Regions from separate parts of the Homo sapiens genome. Here region 1 is linked to region 2. The links are chromatin contacts, found by Hi-C or POLR2A ChIA-PET in ENCODE. All regions are on one chromosome and are shown on one strand. Each heading gives the region's core, a stretch centred on a gene start or an enhancer-like site at or near the end of the contact. The rest is flanking DNA. Distances are from core to core; before and after follow the strand shown.

Region 1 (4,373 bases), core at 984-3,483, 320 kb before region 2:
CCTGCGCTGGGGCTGGGGTGGGCGGACCGGTGCCCCCCGTGTTCCCCGGGCAGTCACGTTCACCTGGGACCTGAGCGCATGACCTTATTTGGAAAAAGCGTCTTTGCAGATGTGACAAGTGATCTGAGAAGAGATCATCCTGGATTAGGGTGGGCCCTAAACCCGGTGACAGGTGCATTTTTAGAGGAGAAGATGACACAGAGAAGGCCACCTGCAGACAGAGACAGAGACGGGCGTGGCGCTCTCAGGACCACCTGGAGCCCCGGGAGCCACTGGGGGCAGGAAGGACCCTCCTCAGAGCCCCAGGGGGAGCACAGCCTGTGTGGACTTTGGGTTCCTGGCCTCCGGAGCTGGTGGGAATAAACTATTTTTTTTTATTATTATACTTTAAGTTCTAGGGTACATGTGCACAACATGCAGGTTTGTTACATATGTATACATGTGCCATGTTGGTGTGCTGCACCCATTAACTCATCATTTACATTAGGTTTATCTCCTAATGCTATCCCTCCCCCCTCCCCCCACCCCATGGCAGGCCCCGGGGTGTGATGTTCCCTGCCCTGTGTCCAAGCGTTCTCATTGTTCAATTTCCACCTATGAGTGAGAACATGCAGTGTTTGGCTGGGAATAAACTATTTTTTAAGCCCTTTGGTGTGTGGTCATTTCTTACAGCAGCCCCCACGGAGGCAAACAGGTGTCACATATGCCCCCGAATTTGGGAGATGACAGAGGCCTGAGGAGGGCCCAGAGAGATGACCTTGGGGTTGAGGCAGAGTTAGAGCTTAACAGACACACTAACTCTAAGGTCAGCGTGGCGGGTGGGAGCGGAGGCGCAGCCGGTGATCCGCCATGGGGCTGCGAGGGGACACAGGGGCCTCAGTGAGAACCAGCCCCGGGACAGGCCTATGCTGACAGACACTACAGCATTTGGGGATGACAAATTGCTGGCTTTTTTTGTTTTGTTTTGTTTTTTAATAAAGGGGCAACTTCATCTGTGAAGGCAGATAAACCGGGCCCAGCATGGTCAGGCCGGGAGCAGGCCATGGGATCTCCCCCAGGTCCAGGCAAGGCTTGTTTTACGTCTGGAGAGATCTGGCGGTACCAGCACCCCTTCCCCAAGGCCACAGGGATCTCAGGATTGAGCCCCCAAAGCTGGGCTCTGGGTCCTCCCGCCACGTCCTCTGCCGAGGCGCGGTCCCCACAGGGCTCCTCTGTGGAATCGGAGGTCTCGCCCTCTCAGCGAATGGATGCCTCAGCCCCAGGCTCCTTGGGACGAAGGCGGGCAGCTGCTGTGAAGAATCCCGCTGGGTGGCAGGGTGCTAACACCCGCTGTGCACACTGAGCACCAGCTGTGTACCAGGCACCGTCCCAGGCCTCACAGTAGGGGAAGAAGGCCCAGGGGGGTCAGTCATTTGCTCGAGGCCACACAGCCCGCCGGTGGCAATGAGGATGCAGCCCCCGCAGTCTGGCCCCAGAGCCAAGCGTCTGCGTCACAGCTGCCTTCTGACACCTACTGAAAGAGCCGTGCACGCTCGTGTGGCACTCACGTGCAGCCGCTGTTGACCTTGGACACTGCCGGGAGGCTGTTTGAGGCCGTATTTGGAGGCCTCGGACAGCAGAGATTCCACAGCATTCATGCCTGGGGCCTGCTCCCTGGGTGCCCGCGGCCACACCCGGGGGTTTATTTACAATGCCAACACCTATCCACGAGCTGGCAGGCCAGGCTGGTTTGGGACCTGCTGCGTCAGAAAGGGAGTGTGCGTGGAAGGAGAGACATTCATATTGTAAGAGCAATGCTCCACGCCTCCCCAAGGGGCAGAGAGCCACCCACGGCCACCCACGAGCCACAGGCTTTCTACTGAAGCGAGCTGTCACAAGGATGACGTCCCAGGAGCATGTGTAACACAAGAACTCGAATGCCAGGAGTCAGCGGAAAAGCCGGAGGAGCAAGAGCCCCGGGGCGGGACTGACGAGGAGGCGCAAGGGCTCCACCGGCCGCCGGCCGCCGAAACAGAAAGCAACCTCAGAGGCCCGGAGGAGGACAGGCCAGGCTCAGAGCCACGCAGACTCCCCAGGCAGCCTGTGGGTGTGTTTCCCTCGCATTGTTTTTCTTAGTGCAGGAACACAGAGCCAAGAACTACCCTGAGGACTGCCTGGAGGTCAAGGTCCACCCACACACACAAACACGTGCACACGCACACACATAAATAGCAGAAACTTGACCTCATTTCCGGGCTGGGCCAGAACATGAAGGGAAGGAGCCTCAACAGGGCCAAGGAACAGCCTGACGCAGGCGGGAGAGTGCTCAGAGGTTCCGCCTAGCTGCACGTGCTGGCACGGGGAGGGGGGCCGAGCGGGGGTGGGGGGTGTGGGGCGGGGCAGGGTGGGGGAGGCGGGGGCAGGGGGAGTGGGTCGGATTCGGCAGCACTTCTGCAAAGGATCTGATGGGGTCCCTGGGATGCTCAATGGTGGGCAAGCCCACGTAAACCATTGCGAACCAAGACGCTGGCTGCCGTGAAACACCCGCTCAACGCCCGGGCACTGGGCTTGCCTCATACAGGCAGTTTGTTCAGCCCTGGCCTCAGGACCAGACGCTGGGGCCAAAGCAGGTAAGGGGGAAGGGGGAGGATCCCGTCTGCATAGCTTTGAGAGGAAGCCAGATTGCTAAGTTTCGTGACCAGCAATGGCCACAGAGAAACAGAAGGACTTCCTTCTTGAAAATGAAAGCCACAACTGAGAAAGAACAGGTAGTTGTAGGTGTCCAAACAGCTCCAAGCTGAAGGCTGTTTTACCTGAATTAAAAGCTCTGACATAAATATGTAAAGCTCAGCCGAAAGTTACCTATTATGCACATTTAAATCAGCAAATTTAAAATCCTCTTTTAAATATCAGCCATGTGGCTTCCGACAGATGCCCATCAGACGGCCGCAGACGATGAGAATTACATGGCACCACTCAGCTCACCAGCTGTGCACCTCCAGGGGCTTCCGTTGGGGCCTCGTTCTGACGTCTTTCTGAGATCCAGCAGCGACCTGGCTTCGGGCCAGCCTCCCTTATCTGAATCTCACGCAAGCAGCATGTGTGTGACAGTACCCATTCCATCTTCATCATGCCCAAGAGTTTCAGCTCCGGGTTCTCTTCTGAAGCTGGAAATCTTCTCTGGGAGGCCGTTTCCCCATTAAAACAGCGGTGTCTAGATTGGAAAGGGGAGGGTGGGCCTTCCATGACTCAGGGCTAAAGGACAACAGGAGCAAACATAAAAGCTGGCTATGATGGGGCGTCTGGCCTGGCTCCTGCCATCCAGGGGACAGATGGGTTGTGGAGTGACGCTGGGCAGGCAACACTCTGGACTCTCAGGGCGATGAGGAGGGTCCCACATTCATGCATTTCCCAAAGGAAGTTTCCAGGATTGTACCAAGACCTCACATGGATACGTCCTAAGCACTGGCATTTACTGAGCGTGCCGTTCTGAGCTGGTGAGCCAGAGGGATGAGAACTCTGCCTGGAGAAGTGGGTGCCCAGCATGTATGTCAAGGCTTGGCCCGGACCTGAGGGAGTCCTTGCTGAACGTGCGGTGCAGGACTTACATTTCAGGGCTAACGTTTGCCACGAAAACCAGCCCAACGTGGGACATGAAAGCATCTTAGCCGCAGCAGCCGAGTCCAGCAATGTGGACAGCCAGACGCATGCTTGGTGGAGGCAGCCAGCGCCCCCATCCTGGTCTCGGTCATCAGTTCCATCAATGACAAATGCTGCTGGGGCCCATGAGGACCACCCGCGCCACTCACATGTTGCTTTCCTTCTGCGATCTGCTAGCTTCCGAGATGGCCAAGGCAGATGCACTCATGGCTCAGTGAGAAGGTGAACGTCACCTCTGCGTTCACTGCTAATGGAGACTGGAGTAATGATGTCTGGTCCGCGTTAAGGCGGGCAGCTCGGCAGCCCACACCTTTGGTTTTCTGGTCTCAGGCCCATTATGGATAAGCTGGTGTGGGGTGGGGCAGGGGAGTTTCAGGGGCTGGAAGGGCCTCATGGCAGCCCCACGTAGAGGCTGCCTAGCCCCTGGACTGGCCCCACCAAGGGGAACAGGACATTGCAGCTGGGCTTGGGGAAGAAGGGAGGCCTGTCCTTTTGATTCTTCTTTCTGGCATCCTGTGTGTGCACGTCTGTGTAGGTGTGTGTACACATGCACACCTGCCTATAGTTTCTTTCCACTTGGAATTGGTTTTGACAAAAAGGTGCGTCAGCTTCCCAAGCTGGTCCCTGTAACAGTGAAGGATGGAGCCTCATCCTCATCCCAGAGCCACACCCTCAGCTTCCCCTGGAAAAGGCAGCGGCTTCTTCCGATCCACACCCTCAGCTTCCCCCGGAAA
Region 2 (3,754 bases), core at 343-2,842:
ACCTTGCCCGAGGGCTGCGATGAGGCCGGCCGCTGCCTATGCCAGCCTGAGTTTGCTGGACCTCATTGTGACCGGTGCCGCCCTGGCTACCATGGTTTCCCCAACTGCCAAGGTGAGCAGAGGGTCAGGGCAGGAAGGGGTTCTGCCACCCACATGGCGCCAGGGCCTGACCCCATTGTCCCTCTGCAGCATGCACCTGCGACCCTCGGGGAGCCCTGGACCAGCTCTGTGGGGCGGGAGGTTTGTGCCGCTGCCGCCCCGGCTACACAGGCACTGCCTGCCAGGAATGCAGCCCCGGCTTTCACGGCTTCCCCAGCTGTGTCCGTGAGTGCCTAGGGAGGAAGTGGTGGGGAGGCAGGTGCAGTCTCCACTGCGTGCCCACAGCTATCCTTGTCTGCAGCCTGCCACTGCTCTGCTGAAGGCTCCCTGCACGCAGCCTGTGACCCCCGGAGTGGGCAGTGCAGCTGCCGGCCCCGTGTGACGGGGCTGCGGTGTGACACATGTGTGCCCGGTGCCTACAACTTCCCCTACTGCGAAGGTGAGCAGGCAGGTGGCTGTGTGCACCAGGTGCCGGGCCTGTGTGTGGGTCTGTGCTGTTCACACGCTGCCTGCCTTCCTGTGAGGCTGTTCACGTGCATCTTGCTGTGTGTACTGCGACTGCGTCCCCACGCTCTGTGTTCGCACCTTGTTCACATGCCGTGCAGGGGTGTCCGCGTACTGCCCGTGTCTGCGTGCTGTGCATCCGCGCCTGTCGTGTCTCGTATGGGTGCATGTGTTGCGTTCTGTGTGTGTACGGGTGTCATGTGTTGCTTGTGTGGGTGTGTGTGTCACCTAAGTGTGGGTGCCTGTGTCACGTAAGTGGGTTTGTGTGTCACGTGGGTGCATGTGTTGCGTGTCGCATGTGGGCGCGTGTCGCATAAGTGGGTGCGCGTATCGCATAAGTGGGTGCGCGTATCGCGTGTCTCAAGTGTGGGTGTGCGTGTTCATGTCCTTTCACGGGCGTGTGGGTGTGTTAGTGCACGTGTAGTGGGTGCATCTTCACGTGCGTTTGTGTGCTTGTTCAGACGTGTGTCACACACTGCGTGTGGAATGTACACGGGTACCCCACGCGGTGCACGTTTGCGTGCATGTCCATGAGCAGGTGCTGTGTGGTGGGATGGCACGTCCGTTGCTGCGGAGGGAGCAGGGAGGTGCGTGTTTTCAGGCCGTCCATGTGGATGAGAGGCACCTGTGCTGGTCCTCAGCTCCTGTGGGACCGTGGGTTCTGGCTGGGCCTGGGACACCCTTGGCCTTCCGGGTTGGTCACTGGGAAATGACCGAGGCATGGTCCTCTCTTCACAGCTGGCTCTTGCCACCCTGCCGGTCTGGCCCCAGTGGATCCTGCCCTTCCTGAGGTGAGCCCAAGTCTGCTCGTGTGTGGGAGATGGGTGAGGACCCAGGCCAAGCTAAAAGTCCCGAGTCCGGTGAGACCAGGGCTTCCTGCCTGCTGCTCAGTTGCCATGGCAACCCCAGGGCCTGTCTGCTCCTTAGGCTGGTCCTCTGCCCCCACTGCAGGTGACTCCTGTGAGTCACAGGTGAGGGCCCTCAGCCCTCACCACCCCTTGTCAGGGCTCTATGGCTCTATGGTTTGTGGGTGGGAGAGCAGGGCGCCCGCTCTGACCTGCAGTCTTGTCCTCTCCCAGGCACAGGTTCCCTGTATGTGCCGGGCTCACGTGGAGGGGCCGAGCTGTGACCGCTGCAAACCTGGGTTCTGGGGACTGAGCCCCAGCAACCCCGAGGGCTGTACCCGTGAGTGTGCCCTGGAGTATTGGGGTACAGGGGTTCCTTGGGGAACTGTGCCCACAAGTATATCCTGGAGGGAGTGTTGGGGTGCAGGGTTCCTGGAGGGGCTGGAGCCAGTGAGTGTGCCCTGGAGGGAGTGGTGGGATATGGGGTTCCTCGGGGATTGTACCCATGAGTGTGCCCTGAAGGGAATGTTGGGGTGCGGGGTTCCTCAGGGGGGCTGCGAGTGTGCCCTGAGGGAGTATTGGGGGTATGAGGGTTCCTTGGGGGGCTAGAGCCTGTGAGTGTGCCCTAAAGGGAGTATTGGGGTATAGGGGTTCCTCGGAGGGGCTGCACCTGTGAGTGTGCCCTGGAGGGAGTGTTGGGGTGTGGGGTTCCTCAGGGGATGGCACCCATGAGTGTGTCCTGGAGGGAGTGTTGGGGTGTGGGGTTCCTCGGGATTGCACCCATGAGTGTGTCCTGGAGGGAATGTTGGGGTGCAGGGGTTCCTGGGGGGGTACTGGAGTCCATGAGGGTGTCCTGGAGGGAATGTTGGGGTGCAGGGGGTTCCTGCGTGGGACTGGAGTCCATGAGTGTGCCCTGGAGAGAGTGTTGGGGTACGGGGTTTCCTCGGGGTGCTGGAGCCTGTGAGTGTGCTCTGGAGGGGGTGTTAGTGTGTGGGGGTTCCTCGGAGGGGCTGCACCCGTGAGTGTGCCCTGGAGGGAATGTTGGGGTGTGGAGTTCCTCAGGGGATTGTACCCATGAGGGTGTCCTGGAGGGAGTGTTGGGGTACAGGGGTTCCTGGGGGGGGGCTGGAGTCTGAGTGTGCTCTAGAGGGAGTATTGGGGTATGGGATTTCCTTGGGGGGCTGGAGCCTATAGTGTGCTCTGGAGGGAGTGTTGGGGTATAGGGGTTCCTTGGGGAACTGTACCTGCAAGTGTATCCTAGAGGGAGTGTCAGGGTGCAGGGGCTCCTGGGGGTGCTGGAGCCTGTGAGTGTGCCCTGGAGGGGGTGTTAGGGTGTGGGGGTTCCTCGGGGGGCTGGAGCCAGGCTCTCCTGCCCCACCAAGCATCTGAGTCCTGCCCTGCTCTCCCCAGGCTGCAGCTGCGACCTCAGGGGCACACTGGGTGGAGTTGCTGAGTGCCAGCCGGTGAGTCTGAGGACCAAGGTGTGGGGGATTTGGGGGCACACTGGTCAGGACCCTCCCCTGCCCCACTTCACCTCCTCCCTTGGCCCCCAGGGCACCGGCCAGTGCTTCTGCAAGCCCCACGTGTGCGGCCAGGCCTGCGCGTCCTGCAAGGATGGCTTCTTTGGACTGGATCAGGCTGACTATTTTGGCTGCCGCAGTGAGTGCCCACTCGCTCGTCCCAGACCACAGCCCTGCCTCCCCTCGGTTTATGCTGGGGAACCCAAGGCCCGGAGGGACAAGTGCAGCCTGGGCAGCATGAAGCCCGGGTGATGGATGGCTGCCCCTTGGTGCCAGCCTGTGCCAGGGTGTGGGAGAGGGGGTGCAGCTCCCACCCAGATGCGTGGCTTCCTCTCCCCTGTCCTACACCTGGGCAGACGGCACTAACAGATCCCAGCGCCCTCACCCTCGCCCTCGCCCTCGCCCTGAGCCCTGAGCCCTGAGCCCTGACTCTCCATCATCCAGAGAGCCCCAGGCAGGCTTCTCAGTCTGGCTGTGAGGGGCCCCTGAGGCTGGGTGGGGGCCAGGCAGCCTCTGACCTCCCACCTTCTCCCTGCAGGCTGCCGGTGTGACATTGGCGGTGCACTGGGCCAGAGCTGTGAACCGAGGACGGGCGTCTGCCGGTGCCGCCCCAACACCCAGGGCCCCACCTGCAGCGAGTGGGTACCCCTTCCCCACTGGGTGGTGGGGAGCGGGGCAGGCAGCTTGTCCTCCGGGCCTCTCCGTGTCCCTCACCATGGGCCCACGTGAGGCCTCACCCTCCCTGGAGACCCGGGGCCGCTGTGCAGGGCTAGGTAGGATGGCCAA

The links. A loop is a pair of places that touch in the nucleus more often than their neighbours do. ChIA-PET counts read pairs that join two places held with the same protein, here RNA polymerase II (POLR2A). Pooled maps may share reads with other maps.
Region 1: a loop to region 2 is called in a map with no recorded cell type, with 22 times the contacts of the local background. The contact joins the promoter of SLCO4A1-AS2 here to the enhancer-like site in region 2. A Hi-C loop is called at or near these places in 9 of 37 single-sample maps with no recorded cell type and 5 of 50 pooled maps. POLR2A ChIA-PET finds 5 or more read pairs at or near these places in 1 of 52 experiments (H1).

What each region holds. Positions count from the first base shown.
Region 1 is chr20:62,650,046-62,654,418 of GRCh38, reverse strand. SLCO4A1-AS2 (SLCO4A1 antisense RNA 2) reads left to right here and starts at 2,233. Exons shown (of 2, transcript NR_183965.1): 1 at 2,233-2,609; 2 at 2,911-4,373. All of the region lies in intron 1 of SLCO4A1 (solute carrier organic anion transporter family member 4A1), which reads right to left. RefSeq lists enhancers at 1,752-1,941, 2,722-2,811, 2,822-3,121 and silencers at 2,122-2,251, 2,362-2,541.
Region 2 is chr20:62,334,374-62,338,127 of GRCh38, reverse strand. LAMA5 (laminin subunit alpha 5) reads left to right here. Exons shown (of 80, transcript NM_005560.6): 14 at 1-112; 15 at 190-324; 16 at 401-538; 17 at 1,342-1,394; 18 at 1,683-1,788; 19 at 2,859-2,911; 20 at 3,002-3,107; 21 at 3,507-3,606. Among named protein-coding and RNA genes, the nearest start is that of MIR4758, 3.7 kb to the right of the region's middle. Within about 2 kb of position 1,592, at least 2 of the 41 ENCODE cell types and tissues checked have a DNase peak (open chromatin) inside an H3K27ac peak, as active enhancers do.